Regions from separate parts of the Mus musculus genome. Here region 2 is linked to region 1. A link is a loop called in an ENCODE intact Hi-C map of the cell type or tissue named here. Cell type or tissue: gastrocnemius. All regions are shown on one strand. Links, peaks and the distances in the headings refer to the core of each region. The heading gives the core; the rest is flanking DNA.

Region 1 (7,665 bases), core at 1,247-6,246:
TTTTGGGGATACAAGGTTTTGATATGTAGCCCAGACCAGCTGCGAACTCACAATCTTCCTGCCTCAGCCTTTTGAGTGCTGGGACTACAAGTGTCTGCCATATTTGGTTTATACTCTTCCCCCCAATACAAGTAATGGCTAACATACATACTTTACATTTTTATATGTCTTTATTTGTGGGTATATGGGAGTACATGATCAGAGAAAAACCTTCAGAAGTTCTACCACGTAGGTCCCCAGTTCTCACGATTGGTAGCAAGGTACTTACAGGGCTCTAATTTCTTTTCTTTCTTTCTTTCTTTCTTTTTTTTTTTTTTTTGAGACAGAGTCTTATTATATAGCCCTGGTTGTCCTGGAACTCCCTATGGAGACCAAGCTGGGCTCACTCTCAGAGACCCGCCTGCCTCCGCCTGCCTAGTGCTGGCATTAAAGGTACTGTTTCTCTGCCTGTTCATGGAGCCCATGCTCAGACAAATATGGTTAAGTGAGCATGGTGATGGGTGATGTATGTCTGTGTTCTAGTACTCAGAAGGGTGAGGCAGGAGGATCATGGCTCTGAGGCTACCCTGGACTACATAATGAAGCCTGGCCATACTGGTGTAAATAAATAGCAAGCCCCTTTGTTTCAAAGTAAACAAAACGAAAACAAAAAAACAAAACCAACAAAAACAAACAAAACAACAAAAACAAAAAACAAAAACCCAGAAAGAAAAAGAGTGCGTGCCTGTCTACACTGGCATTTAGCTGACTGTAAGTGCTACATGTATCCAAAAAAGGGGGAAAAGAAAATTTCAGCTTTAAGCAGGAAACCATTACATCCTATCAGAATATCTCCAGAAGTTTGGTTATTTGCTGGATATGTCCCAAATTGAAATTTTACTGGTAAATATGAAAAAATTCTACATACAACTCTCTAAGATTTAGGTAGCTGACGAGATGGCTCAACAGGCTGAGGTAGGTCCTGCCAATCCCAAAGACCCGAGTTTGATTCCCAGGACCCACATGGGGGAAGAAGAGAAAGACTCCGGTCAGGTTGTCCTCTGACTTTCACAAGAGTGCACACAAGCATATAAATAATGTGTCACATATGTATACCTCTATCTAAAGATGTGGAGATTATATACCCAAAGCCCTAGTTTTAAATCACCATACTAAAAACAAAGTGCGGGGCTCCTATCTCAATATTATGATGTGTTAGCTCTGCGAATCTCTGTATTCAACCTCAATTTCTGGTAAACAGGCAATTTAATATGGCCTGTCATGAAATCACAGCGAGGATTACATGAAATGAACGCGCAGGCCTCTGTTAACGTTAGAAGCAACAGGGATTTCCCAGGAAAGAATGAGGAAGAAACAAAGACTAAGAATCCTGTCTTTTACAAAGGGATGATTACCAGACTTAATTAGTTTGAGAAATTTCTCTCCTCTGAGAAAACAAACACTTTACCAGCTCCTTCTGTGAGCTGGGATTAGGAGTCAGGATTAAGGTAAAGACGCAGCAGAAAATTCTAGAGTCAAGAGGAAAAGCCATCCATTGGGTTGACAGTAGACAATTGTCACGATAAAGGTGAGAAACGTTTGGTTTGTTCCTGTGGGGCTCGGGCCGTCAGCAGATGGGGTTTGTGTTTATAAAACGTGAATGGCTTAGGAAGTGTGTTCACCCTCGAGATCAAAGAATGAATGGATCTGGGGTAACATGGAAGGGGGCGATTGTGGGTAGAGAAGGAGTTGGCGGAAATGATCCGGCTTTGGACAAGACATGCTGGAGCTCCAAGTGGGGAGAATGGTGGTGGGCACGGAGGTCTGGGGTTGGCTGGCAGTGAGGCTGGAGATCAGGGACCGGGGAGTCTGCGGGCTGAGGAAGCGCGCCATCCCCGCCCCGCCTCTTCTCACCTTGCCAGTTGCGCAGGGCCTCGGAGCGCAGAGACAGCCCCGAGGGCGCCAGAGGCGGCTGCAGCAGGAACAGGCGGGGGCCCGACACCAGCAGCGAGAGCAGGGCGGTGAAGAATGTGGCGGAGGGCACCTCGGGACACGAGCACCAGAAGCGACTCGCGGGGCCCGGGGCCGCCATGGCCGCGAGCCCTTCCAGCGTGCGGCCTCGGTACTCCCCGCCTCCCTCCTCAATTTCCGCCTCCTTGCGGCGGTCTCCCCTGGCAACAGCGGAAGACTGGCCTCTCCTCAAGCACCGCCCCATGGGGGGGTGGGGGTGGGGGAAGGCCCAATCCCGTGGAGTCCTCCGCTCTTACCCGCCCAAAGGAGGCCGGGAGTTGTAGTTCCAGCTTACCTACGGGTGTTGTGCGGGCTGCCGCCTCAGGAGTATTCTTGCCTAGACCTCAGCTTCCTTCTTCTTGATTTTTAATTAAAAACAAACAAACAAACAAACAAACAAACAAGCAAAACCAAAAAAACATTTGATTACATCTGTTTGAGTGTGAGAGAGGGGCATGTGCGTGCAACGCGCGTGGAGGGTAGATGAAAACTTAAGGTTGAGTTTATCATCTCCTTCCACCTCTGGGTCCTGGGAATAGAACTTGGGTAATCAGGCTTGGCAGCAGTGCCTTTACCCACTGAGTCATCTCTTTAGCCCTTTTTATTTTTCTTTTTTTCTTTTCTTTTTTTTTTTAGATTTTATTTGCGTTTGGCTCAGTGAGAGAAGGTGTGGAGGTGCACACACAAACACCTTTACTCTCAGCCATCTCAAAGGCTCCCTTTAAAAATTTTAATCAACCTATATTTATTATACCAAGTAATGGTTTCATTATGGCATTTTCTTACATGTGTATAATGTACTTTGATCATATTTTATCGGGGCTCCATTACCCCCTCTTGCCTTCCCATCTTAGTTTCTCTTTTGCTTCCATGTTTCTTTTCTTTTCTCTTCTTTCCTTCTTTCTTCCTTCCTTTCTTTCTTTCTTTCTTTCTTTCTTTCTTTCTTTCTTTCTTTCTTTCTTTTTAAATTTTTGCGACCCAGTGAGTTTCATTAAAGTCGCTTTCAGGAGCAAATGTCTCTCCTCCCAACAGCCATTAACTACTAGTAGATCCTCATTGAGGGAGAGGGGTCTTGAAAAACATTTCTTCCTCTTGCTTTTGGCTTTTACACAAATTTGACTCTGAACTCTGGGTCTCCATCTCCAGAAAGCAGGGATTTTAGATGTGCACCACCTCCCTCAGTTTATGCAGTAATGAGGCTCGAACCCAGGGACTCCAGCATGCTACCAACTGAACTATGCTTTCAGCCGGGTCCTTCTCACTGTAATGGTATGACGTCGTGAGGACCACGGAGCCCTATTCTCCCACAGACTTGTGTTTGTCTCTGTCCTGCCAAAGAGGAAACTGAGTCTATGGGGATCCCTGAGGGATACAGTTCAATAGCAAAGAAAGAATTAAAACTTGGTTCTTCCTGCCTGAATTGGCCAAGAAGACAGAGCCAGCACTTTCTGGAGCTGGACTGGAGATAAAGTAAGAGGAGGCGGGGAAGGAGACAATTGAAGGGACACTAGAGCTACTATACATGCGCTATGAGCGTACGCCATGACGCTTTTGCTAAACTTTGCTTTAGCCTTTTGCAGTTTGAAAAGCGCTTCCTGCAGAGCAAAGCTATTTCTGGTGAACAGCTAGAGTATCCTTTGTGAGCTACAAGTGCTTTAGCAGGTGAGGTAGCTTCCCGACCAAGTCGCGGGTGAGAAGAGTCAGGAAATTGAATCCCAGTTTGCTGGGTCCCAGGGGGCGACATCAAGATATTCCTTTTTCAATATGTTCAGTTTTGGCAGTACTGGGCAGCCTACAGCCTAGTGCATGAAAGGTTAAGAGGTCTATCACTGAACTACAGCCCCATTCCTCCTCCCCAATATTTATGTATGCATTATATACATATATACGGTATATACATATACTTTTGAAAAATAATCAGATGTAATCAAGAAACCATCCATTTGATAAGCCCATTGAATCCACCATCCCAAGAAAAAAACTAATAGCTTTGCTTGCATAACACCTACCACTAGGGGGCAGCAGGGGTTATAGACACCTGATAGAAATAATGAGAGAATTTTAAACAGTGGGGAGGAATACAGGGAGATACACAGCTTGGGACCTGAGTTTGACCCCATGGATCCACGTGATGGATGGAGAGAGCTAGAGAGCCGACTTCTGTAATCTGTCCTCTGACCTCCAGGAAAGTGCCCACATAGATACAAAGACACACATGACAGAATATCCTAAAAGAGGAGGTCTGGATAGAAATATCTCTCAGCACAAACCACAGCTCTTGTTTCTAAGAGTTTATTCTTGAGCTAAATCTAGAAATGGTTTCATCACGTTTCATCCCTTGTAGGTCTTCGGGATCAAACTTAGATCAGCAAGCTTGGCAGCAAGCGCCTTTATACCCTGGAGGAGCCCCCCCCCCCCCCCCCAGTGTTAATCCTGTGTTCTCTGCTTACTCTTCTGATGCATGTTCACGGTCTGCTATTTACAGTCACGGTGCCAGGAAGAAAGCCTTGAAGGGAAGTCTATTCATGTTATCCTTGCATTATTCAACAAAACAGCTTGCTTCCACACAGAGGCCAGTAGAACCCCATGCTAAGGTTGAGACAGTAAAAGAGGCAGAGGCAGTGTGAAGAGAGATAGGCCAGCTATCTCACTCTATTTGGCTTCAATGAGACATCTGCTGACCCCAGGCCTTCTGGTCCCTAATCTAAGGACCCCCACAAGGCAGGTGTCACCTACTGCAAAGCTTGTGGGAGCTATATTCCTTACTTTCATTTTATTCCGTCTATTTGTTTGGTTCTTCCAAACAGGGTTTCTCTTTACAGACTTTGCCGTCCTGGAATTATCTAGACTAGGCTGGTCTCAAACTTACAGAGATCTGCCTGCTTCTGCCTTCCGAGTGCTGGGATTAAAGGTGTGTGCCACCACCACCACCACCACCAGGCTGTTCCTTACTTTTCTTGATGCTATGACAGTAACACCTTAAGGAAGGAAGGAAGGGAGGGAGGGAGGAAGGAAGGAAGGAAGGAAGGAAGGAAGGAAGGAAGGAAGGAAGGGGTTTGTTTCCTCTCACGGAGTGAGGTCATAGCCCACAGGGAAGGGGTGAAGTGGAATTGAAGAAAAGCTGTGGAAGGGACACAGACACAATTCCTTTCAATAGGGGCAATTAGCATGAGAAGGATGCAGAGGGGTGATTGAGTCTTAGAGGTGGGAGGGGGAGCCTTAGAGGGAGAGAATAGCTTCACTAGGAGAGAGAAAGAGAAAGAGAGAGAGACAGAGATATACATACAAAAAGAGACAGATAGATACAGAGGGTGGGGCATGAGGAAAGGAGAAAGCATGAAGGTTGGATTGGAGGGGAGAGGCCAGAGGAGTCTCTCAGAGAGTAGTAGCCTTCGGAGCGATTTCCCAGCAACCCACTGTGGGAGTCTCTTTGGACTAATTCCCTAGACACGGGAAAGGTCTTTACCTATAACTGTTTAGGGGTGACAGGAAGTAATTTAGGTCAACATACTGTGGGTGAATGAGAGTGGGGAGGAGCCAGGTATCATAAATTGAGAGCCATCTCTTCAGAGCACAGCCTGCCTCTCACCTCTGTTCCAGAGACAGAGACAGAGAGAGAGAGAGAGAGAGAGAGAGAGATGCAGGGAAGTTGGGCTTGACTCAGCCTCTGAGATCCGTGGCCTAACTTCAGAGAAGGCATGTCTGCAAGAAAGTGAGGCAGTTGTCACGTTCCATCCACAGTCAGAGAGCAGCGACGGAAGCTGGGTTCAGCTTGCTGTCTGGCCGCTGTCTGCTTTCTCTTCATCTGGGACTCCCGGTCCATGGAATGGTGCTGCCCATGAAAGAGCCTCGAGGTGAGACCCTCACTCAGACACTCAAATCCCGGGACAGCCGCGTACCCAAGAAGACACTGAGACCATACATAAAATGTAGAAGGCAAGATTTAATAAAGCAGCGACATGAAAGCACACAGACCAGAGCTCTGGGGTCGAAATAAAGCAGCAACATGAAAGCACAGAGCTCTGGGGTCGAAACTCATACACCTAGCGGCACCTAGTGGTGTAGAGGAGAATCGACGACCAGCCAAAATTTTTCACAGGCTTATATAGTAAAACTCAAAGGGGGAGAACTGGGCAGGGAAAGTACAAGTTTACATCACTAGGGAGTTCTGCCAAGGGACAAGGGGTTCTGCCAAAGGATTCTACGTAACTAAGGAGTCATGTCCTATCAAGGAACCTACGTAACTAAGGAGTACCTGGTTCATTTTGAGGTTGTTCCAGGAGGCCTTTATCTCAAAAATGTTCTTGGAACAGTTTTTAGTTGGGAGGGTTTGAACTTTAGGGTGAGGAGTTTTGGGGTGAAAAGTTTAGGAGTGTTCTGGGAACAATCTCTAGATGGGAGGGGGTGGGCTCCGAGGTAAAAAATTCATGTTTTCACAAGAGGCCAGTAATTTTCTATTCTTCATTCCCCACTTCTTCTTGTAAGTAATTCTAATCTTAGAATTTCAGAAGTCTATATCTCTATGTGGAGAATACTGCATTTACTCTATCTTTAACATGGGAACAGAAACAGAATAAGGCAGATTAGTAAACAGAACTAGGCAGGGACCCTTTTAGTGAGGCTTGCGGGTCTCAGCATGACGCAGGTGTACGTAGATCAGATCTCTGGCTGGAACTGGTGAGTTGTCCTTGGGGTACCTGGCTCGTTCACTGTAGCCAGTTGTGACCAGACTTCTTTCTGCACCACCTGCAAGCCTTTTAACTTAACATATAGATCATTATTATAAACACATCATTTAAGACAGTGATGGGCACAGGAGCCCCATAAAGGATCTCAAAAAGAGTAAAACAAAACTGAATCAAGAGGGAGTATTCTCAGTTTTAAATAGGGCAAGGGGAAGGGGCACCAAGTAAGTCTGTGCCAGTCTCTAGGATTAATTTTGTCAAGGTCTGTTTAGAGTTTTATTTATTCTTTTTTATCTTTCCTGAGCTCTGAGGTCTGTACACACAATGGAATTTTCATTTGACCTCTAAATACTTGGCCACACCCTGACTTACCTGGGCAACAAAGGCAGGACCATTATCTGACACTATTGCTTTTGGCACTCCGAACCTTGGAAAATTTTTAATAATCTTCTTGATGACTATCTGAGTAGTCTCAGTTTTATAAGGAAAAGCTTTTATCTATCTTGAGAACGTTCACAAAAACCAGAAGGTATTCATACACATATTTTTTCAGTAAAGTCTATTTTTCAGTAGATGTCTTCTCATGAGAGGACTAGTTTTCTTTCTTCAGTTTTTACTATTTTATACAGGGTTTCTTTTACCAGTCTTAATTTGTCTATAACTTGATAGTCTTCAGACTGTCAGGATCATTGCTCTTTAGGATGCCTGGGCGGTTAGATTTGCCATCTGATTTCTTTTAGCCACAGCATCTTAGGTCTTTCTCTGCAGATGTCAACAGCTCTCTTTGTCTGTATATATAGAGCTTGTATTAAAGCCACAAGTTTAGCTTTCTGGGCTGAAGTCCCTTTAGGGAGGCTGCTGGCCTAGATCACTGGCTTTCTGTCCACCACTGCACTGCTGTCCCCGCCTTCCGCTTACCCTTAACCTCGAGGCTACTGCCATCCGTGTACCAGCTCAAACTCTCAGGCCAAGGCTGATCTGATCCTTCAGA
Region 2 (7,665 bases), core at 1,044-6,043, 110 kb before region 1:
ATTGAAGCAGAGTTGGTCCCAACAGTGACCCCCAAACACAAAATTATTTCGCTGCTACTTCATAACTAATTTTCCTACCATTATGAATTGTAATATAAATATCTGTGTTTTCTGATGGTGTCAGAAGACCCCTGCGAAAAGATCATTTAACCCCTAAAGGTGTCAGGGTCCACAGGTTGCCAGCCACTGACTGAGAGCTTTGCATGTTAGGCAAGCCCGCCCTCTATCATTGAGCTTCGGGCTTAGCCTTTTGTTTTTTGAGATAAGGTTTCTTATAGACTGGCACGGCCTCAAACTCTGTAGCTGAAAGGATTTAAACCCACTCTTCTGCTCCCAGCTCTCCAGTGCTGAGACTATAGTGTATACCACTACTTGGTTTATCTGGTGCTGGGGATGGAGCCAGGGCTTCCTGCGTGCTGGTCAGGCACTCCACCAACTGAACCACACACCTAGCCCTGCTCTGGGTCTCTTCTAATCCATTTTGTACACCTTTAGAGTTTATTTTAGATTTACTTGTTTTATGTATATAGATGTCTTGCCTGCATCTCTGGTTATGTATCACCATACAGACATACAGATGTCAGAAAGGGGCATTGCATCACTTGGAACTGGAGTTACAGATGGTTGTGAGCCGCCGGTGTTTGCTGGGAACCAAACCTGGATCCTCTGGAAAAGCGGCCAGTGCTCTGAACCACTGGGCCATCTCTCTACCTTATTATGTACCTTTGGCCACCCTCAGCCCTGCCGCTTTCTTGCCTCTTATCTGAGTGCTGGGATTCCATGTGTTCCACTATGACTGGCCTTCTCAGGCCCTGGCCACTCAGCAGAGCAGAACCCCTTTTCCTTCTGGCTCCTCAGGCACCTCCATACCCGGAGGCGAGCTGCATCGAGCCTACTGCAGTCCTGGCGCAGCTGTGGCGCACTCTGAGGACCTTCACTCTGGAGGTTACCCATGTGAGGGGGTGGGAGGTGGGGAGGGGTGCTCAGCGATGCTTATGTTGCCAGTCCTGCTATGCTTTGTGTTGTGACTAGCTGTCACCGTGTCTATCCCAGGGTGCAGGTCCTCCCACCCAGCCTTAGGGATGCTCCAAACTTCAGAGGCCCTAAAACGGGGGTCTTTGCCACATTCCCAGAGCCAGAGCTCTGCCCACCCACCGCCTCTGAGTCCCTGTGTACAGACTCTGTCCCCAGCTCACTGTGAAGGAGATGCTCTGGCACTCCCACCACACACTCCCAGGTTTAGTTTTTCTTTTCTTTTCCTTTTCTCTTGAGACAGAGTCTTGTAGCTGAGGATGACCTTGAACTTCTGAATCTCCTGTCTCTTTCTTCCAATTGCTAGGAATACAGGCCTGTACAACCACACCAAGCTTGTGGTACTAGGAAGCAAACCCAAGCCTTCCTGCAAGTAGGCATTCGCCAACTAAGCCACATCCCCAAACCCCCCAAATTCCACAAAATCTTCCATGTTTTTGTTACACCATATTTAAAATTATGCACTGTGCCTTGCTTGCATGCACTTCTTTTTTTGCCTGCATATATGTCTATGCACCACATATGTGGGCCTGGTACCAGTGAAGGCCAGAGATGGGTATTGGATCGCCAGGGACTGGAGTGACAGATGGTTGTGAACTACTATGTAGACCTAGGCATTGAAGCCAGGTCCTCTGTAAGAGCAGCCAGTGCTCGTAAGCCGAGCTTCTCTCCAGCTTTATTCTAGATGTCTAGGCGTGCCATGGTACCTGTGTGGACGTCAGAGAACACGTTGCTGAAACCGATTCTCTATTTTCACAACGTGGGTCCTGGGATCAAACTGAAGTCACCAGACTTGGCCACAGGCACTCTTACCTGCTGCGCCCCCTCATGGGCCACAAGTCCCAAAAGCTCTTCCTCAGACTCAGAACAAGTCCGGGTGGAGGCGCTTACAAGGGGACTGATGAAGAATGTAGGGTGTGATGTGGGTGGTAGGTAGAGTGAGTGCGTGTCCTTGGCGAGGGTGACCAGGAACTTCTGATTCTTCCGTCTGCACCTTCCAAATGTTTGCATCACTGGCATGCGCCTCTGCATCTGATCCCCCCCGGCCCACCCCCCACCCCACCCCCATCCCCCCGCCAGGGTTTCTATGTGTAGCCTTGGCTGTCCTGGAACTCACTCTGTAGACCAGGCTGGCCTCGAACTCAGAGATCCACCTGCCTATGCCTTCCAAGTACTGGGATTAAAGGCGTGCGCTGCCTTTAACTACTGCCCCGCACTGCATCTGATGTTTTGTGTGGTGCTTGGGTGAATTGCCCTCTGAGCTTCCAGCATGCTGGGCAAGTTCTGTACCGAGTCTGTAACTTGAACCGCACTGGTAAGGCTTCGGAAGTGACACGGTAGGAAGTTTAGGAGAGGCAGCCTAAAAGTTAAGGACGGAGGAGAGCTTGGAGGACTCAGGGCCAGGAAAGGAGTATCTGTAAAAGCTGAGAGACGAAGGCTGTCCCTAGAGAGGCGCAGCTTCTCAAGGACAAAAGTGTATGAAGAGTATGAGGTGGCTCACGCTTCTAATCTCTGCACGCGGCGAGTCAGAGGCAGGGGTATTTCTTGGTTCCAGACCAGGCTGAGCTACATAGTGAGACACTATCTAAAAATTTCAAAGTGTTAGAAGCACGTGTCTCCTTGGTTTGTGAGTGGTCCGAGGAAGCAGACTTCTCGGGTAAAAATGCTGGCCGCCCAGCTCTGGTCTCAATTCGAGGAGACGCCCTGCGGGCCCATGTCCCCGCCCAGCTCTCGTCCCTGGCTCTGATTGGCTGCTCCTAGGGGCGGGGCTCACGCGCAGATTACGCCGGGCCTTTTCCCGTTGGCAGTCACGGCGGCGCGAGCCCGGAAGCGGACGGGGGCGGTGGCGGAGGCTTCTCCGGCCGGCCGGGGTTGCAGCTCCGTCCTCCCCACTCGCGGCTCTCCGCGGCCAGTGGCGTGGACAAAGACATGCAGTCCCCGCCCCCGGACCCGCTGGGCGACTGCCTGCGCAACTGGGAGGATCTGCAGCAGGACTTCCAAGGTATCCAGGTGAGCGTCCCTGCGGCCATCCAAGCCCCGAGCCACGTCTCTGTCTCGGGGACAAGGGTCAGGCAGTACTAGGTCACACATAAGGCAGCTCGGAGGGGTCAGGGGTCGAGACTCTCCCCTACTTTTCTTCTTAAATGTCTGATGGGAGCCCGGATTGCCCGCGCGTCCCCGGCGTGCCTGGGCGGGATCCCTCTGTGCCGGGATATCTCGACTTTGTGCAAAGGCCTTGAAAACTGATCAGGACTCTTCTGTTGCCCCTCCCCCTGCACTGCTACCCGATCTGGGACCCAGTCCCCTTCCTAAAGAGCAGTCACCCGAGGCAGAACCCAACGGGGCCCAGCCTTTTGGGTCAATTACCCTGCAAACTTGCAGCCGGACAACGCCTTCCCCGCCCTTGGCTAACTCTGCTGAACGCCGCAGGGAAGCAAGTTTAGGTAAAATTCGGGCCTGGTTGGGGAAATCTCAGCCATCTGAGACGGAGGGACAGCGCCCACCTAGGGACAAGAAGAGGCCCAGTACATGTGGCTCTTTCTTGTAGGGAGAGGTGGGCGGGGCAGACTGTACCAGGACCTCCTGGATTGGTAGAGCGACCACTGGAAAACCTCCCATCCCAGGATGGTGTTGTTTGTGGCCACTCTGTCTCCATACCAGAGAGAAGGAAACCAATGCTTCCTGGAAGGCTGTCACTGGGCAGAGGTGGCACATGCTAGAGTTTGAGGAGGATGCGGCAGCTTATTTTGGCATGAGAAACAGACCTAAATAGTGGAGCCTGGCCAATAGGAGACTAGGTTAGACCTTTGCCTCTATTGGACTGTTGCCTAGCCTCATGTGTCCAGGTTTCCCCAGAACGCTGGCACTAGAACTCTCCCTAGAGACCTACACAGCTCCATGTCTCCCAGTTTTGCCATCACCACGATGACCTCAGCCCCTGCCTTGATTTCCCCACACTGCCCCTTGCCCTTCGTTTAGGCTGCAACTTGCAAGGCTCACCCACCAGGGCAAAGTACTTGGGGAAGCTTTGGACCAAAGGTGCTTGCAGGAGGGGAGTGGATGGGAGGGACTGGCCTTAGGGCGGGAAGCCTGACGACCTTTAACCTGAGATGAAACGTCAGGAATGCCAGGGTAGAAGGCAGCATGGCTATCCCTGATTTCCATTCTTTCAGGCTGGGTAGGTAGGAGGATCTGAGAAAGGAAGGGGTGAGTTTAGGCAGCCCCTTTGAGAGCAGCAGTTCTCAGCCTGTGGGTCACCACCCCTTCAGGGAGATTGGATTACCTTTTCACAGGGATCACCTAAATAGCAGAATTACAGATAGGAAATAGCAATGAAAACAATTTTGTGGTTGGGTGGGTCAGCACAGCATGAGGACTGTATTAAAGGGTTGCAGTGTTAGGAAGGTCGAGAACCACTGGGCTAGAGTCCACTTAGAATTCAGACGCCCACCCGAGCTGGGGACAACTGACCTGTTGTTGAGGACATGTACCACGGAGGGTCTGAGATTACAGGAAGAAGCCTAGCTCCTGGCTTGCTTCAGGAGTGGAGCAGTCTCTGGGAGGTCCCTGGGCAAGCACAGAAAGTTCGACCTCTGAGAGAGCCAGTTCCCTGCCGGGGCAGCTCCCCAGTGAAGCCACCGCCTTCTCCTCATGCTAGGAAACACATCGCCTGTATCGCCTCAAGCTAGAGGAGCTGACCAAACTCCAGGCCAACTGTACAAACTCCATCACACGGCAGAAGAAGCGGCTCCAGGAGCTGGCCTTGGTGCTGAAAAAGTGAGGGGGGTGACGGCTTGCTGGGGGTGGGTGGTTGACGTGGGGAGGGGCATTTCCGCTGGGCTTCCCTTGGCATGGCTCTTCTATCCTTCCTCCCTGGGTTTTGTTCCTTTTCTCTGTCCCAAAGGGTTCTCACAGGGGTTCCTGCAGGACTGGGGCTCTCCCACCTGCCCTGCCTGACTCCTGCCATACTCCCAGATGCAGACCCTCTCTCCCATCCGAGTCCATGGAGGCTGCACAGGAGCTGGAAAACCAGATGAAAGAGCGCCAAGGCCTCTTCTTCGACATGGAAGCCTATCTGCCTAAGAAGAACGGGTGAGCCCCTTCTTCTTCCAGCTCCAGGGATGGGACGCCCTAGCCTGTCTCTCAGTCATTCAGTCAGTAGAGGGGGACATATTGATGGCCTGGCTGTCTGACAGCTCACTGTAGTAGGAACTTCAAGGGAAGTGTTCAGGGAACTGGGGCCTCAGCGATGGACATCTAACCACACACCAGGGTTAGACACAGCTTCCCAGTGTAGCCTAAGTCATCTCCAGAGGTAAAGAATGAGCTAGCTCACGCCTGTGGTCCTACTACCCTGGAAGCTTAGGCAGGAGGATGGAGAGAGGCCAAGGTCCTCTTTGACTACATAGTGAGTTCAAAGTTAGCCTAGTCAGCGTAGTGTGTTTCAGGCAACCAAGGCTATATATAGTAAGATGCTCTTCCAAAAACAAAACAAAACAAAACAAAAACACCACCACCATCAACAACAAAAACCAAAGAGGCTAGAGAGATGGCTTAATGGTTAAGATCACTAACTGCTCCCCTAAGGGACCAGGGTTCCATTCCCAGCACTTACATGGTAGTTTACAAGTCTATAACTTCATTTCCAGAGGATCTGATACCACCTTCTGGACTCCATGGGCATCAGGCACACATACATACTTGCAAGCAAAGCACCCATATAAAAATAAAATAAAAACCAAAACTAAATCAAGGGTTGACTTACCTGACTTGACCTTAGAGTGCTTGCAAAACGTGACTGATGCCCTGGGTGGCAGGGCTGGGTCTGTGTGGGAGTGAGTTTGTGTCCTAGATAGTTTTTATGTCAAGCTAGTGTCATCTGAGGAGGGCGCCTCAATTGACAAAATGCCTCCATAAGACCAGGCTGTAGGCAAGCCTGTTAGTTAGTGATTGGGGGAGGGCACAGCCCATTGGGGGTGGTGCCATCACTGGGCTGGTGGTCTTTTCTATAAGAAAGCAGGCTGAGCAAGCCAGGGGAAGCAAGCCAGTAAGCAGCCCCCTCCATGGCCTCAGCATCAGCTCCTGCCTCCAGGTTCCCTTACAGTCTGAGCTCTTGCCTTGGCTTTTCTCAGTGGACATATTCAGGATATGTAAGCCGGATGAGCCATTTCCTCCTCCAGTTCTATCTGGTCATGCATGGTGTTTCATCACAGCAGTAGTAACCCTGACTAAGTAAAATTGGTACCAGGCTAGTCAGGTATTGCTGTGGCAGACCTGAGCATGTTGTTTGGGGGGGACTTTGGAACTTTGGGCTAGAAAGGCACTGGCTGCTGAGAGCTCAGAGGACTGTTCTGTTGGAGGATAATACTGAGAGAGCAGTGCAGGCAATGGACGCCTGGCTTGGGAAGTTCAGAGGGAAGTTTAAAGATTCTATTGTGAACGTTGGCTGTTTAGATTTAAGGTGCCGTGGTTCTGGTCAGCTGGGGCTGAAGAATTAGAAGTGATTAAGAAGAAACCAGAACCTGGGTGCTGGTGGCGCATGACTTTTGTCCTGGCACTCAGGAGGCAGAGGCAGGTGGATCTCTGAGTTCAAGGCCAGCCTGGTCTAAAGAGTGAGCTCCAAGACAGCCAGGGCTACACAGAAAAATCCTGACTCAAAAAGCAAAACAAAAATAAACGAGGGGCTGGTGAGATGGCTCAGGGGTTAAGAGCGCCGACTGCTCTTCCAAAGGTCCTGAGTTCAAATCCCAGCAACCACATGGTGGCTCATAACCATCCGTAACGAAATCAGATGCCTCTTCTGGAGTGTCTAAGACAGCTACAGTGTACTTACATATAATAAATAAATAAATATTAAAAAAATAAAATAAACGAAATAGCCAGGCAGTGGTGGCGCACACCTTTAATCCCAGCACTTGGGAGGCAGAGACAGGAGGATTTCTGAGTTCAAGGCCAGCATGGTCTACAAAGTGAGTTCCAGGACAGCCAGGACCCTGTCTCAAAAAAAAAAAAAAAAACCACCACCAACAAAACGAAAATAATAATAAGAAACCAGCATTATTCACTATTGAGGTGAAATCTTTGAGGAAGTGTCTCCTTAGAGTCTGTGTTCCAGAGGTGGCTAATATTGTCTCTCGTGCTGGCAGATAAACTTGGTTATGTATAAGAGTGGTACTGGTTTTGAAGGCATAAAGGATCATGGGAAGGACCTGAGACTTGGTCCCATGAGAGGCCAGTAGAGTCTATTAGCCAAGGTACAGTTTCAGTAGTTGAGCCCAGGATTGAGGGAGCCATGGAGAGAAGTTGAGGCTTGGCATCCTAAAGGGAGCCTGGCATGGGCTGTTGGTGGAAGTGCTGCCCAGTTGCTTCAGGAGACCCCAGCATTTTGGAAGTGTCCATGGAATGATCACCAAGGACAGGCCCACCCAGTGGAGCTGGCCTGAGCAGAGTAGATGTGGGCTGAAGAGGGTGGAGTCAGAGAAGGAACCCAGGCCCTTCAGGGGGCTCAGAAGAGCGAGTCATAAACACTGGATACTGAGTTGTCTACACAGCTAGAATTTGGTCTGCTTTTCTTCAGAGTTTTCCTATGTCCTGGTTCTTGCCTCTTGAGGATTTATTTTGATTTTATAGGAG

Evidence for each region. Hi-C counts contacts between places; a loop is a spot of excess contacts. Peaks named below come from ENCODE experiments on the same cell type or tissue, not always from the same donor. Only the 100,000 strongest peaks of a DNase experiment are listed, where the experiment ranks them.
Region 2: it touches region 1 in a loop (2.9-fold over the local background); 8 of 42 quality-filtered maps call a loop at or near these places.

The regions. Positions count from the first base shown.
Region 1 is chr5:135,627,147-135,634,811 of GRCm38, reverse strand. Rhbdd2 (rhomboid domain containing 2) reads right to left here and starts at 2,158. Exons shown (of 4, transcript NM_146002.2): 1 at 1,894-2,158. The coding sequence starts at 2,071. In gastrocnemius, for the core only: CTCF peaks have their summits at 2,131 and 3,981 (motif pointing right); DNase peaks (open chromatin) are centred at 2,189 and 4,007; H3K4me3 peaks cover 1,615 bases; H3K27ac peaks cover 938 bases.
Region 2 is chr5:135,739,425-135,747,089 of GRCm38, reverse strand. Tmem120a (transmembrane protein 120A) reads left to right here and starts at 2,918. Exons shown (of 12, transcript NM_172541.2): 1 at 2,918-3,042; 2 at 4,691-4,809; 3 at 5,008-5,124. The coding sequence starts at 2,962. In gastrocnemius, for the core only: no CTCF peak of the experiment used is centred there; DNase peaks (open chromatin) are centred at 2,813 and 3,362; H3K4me3 peaks cover 2,028 bases; H3K27ac peaks cover 1,890 bases.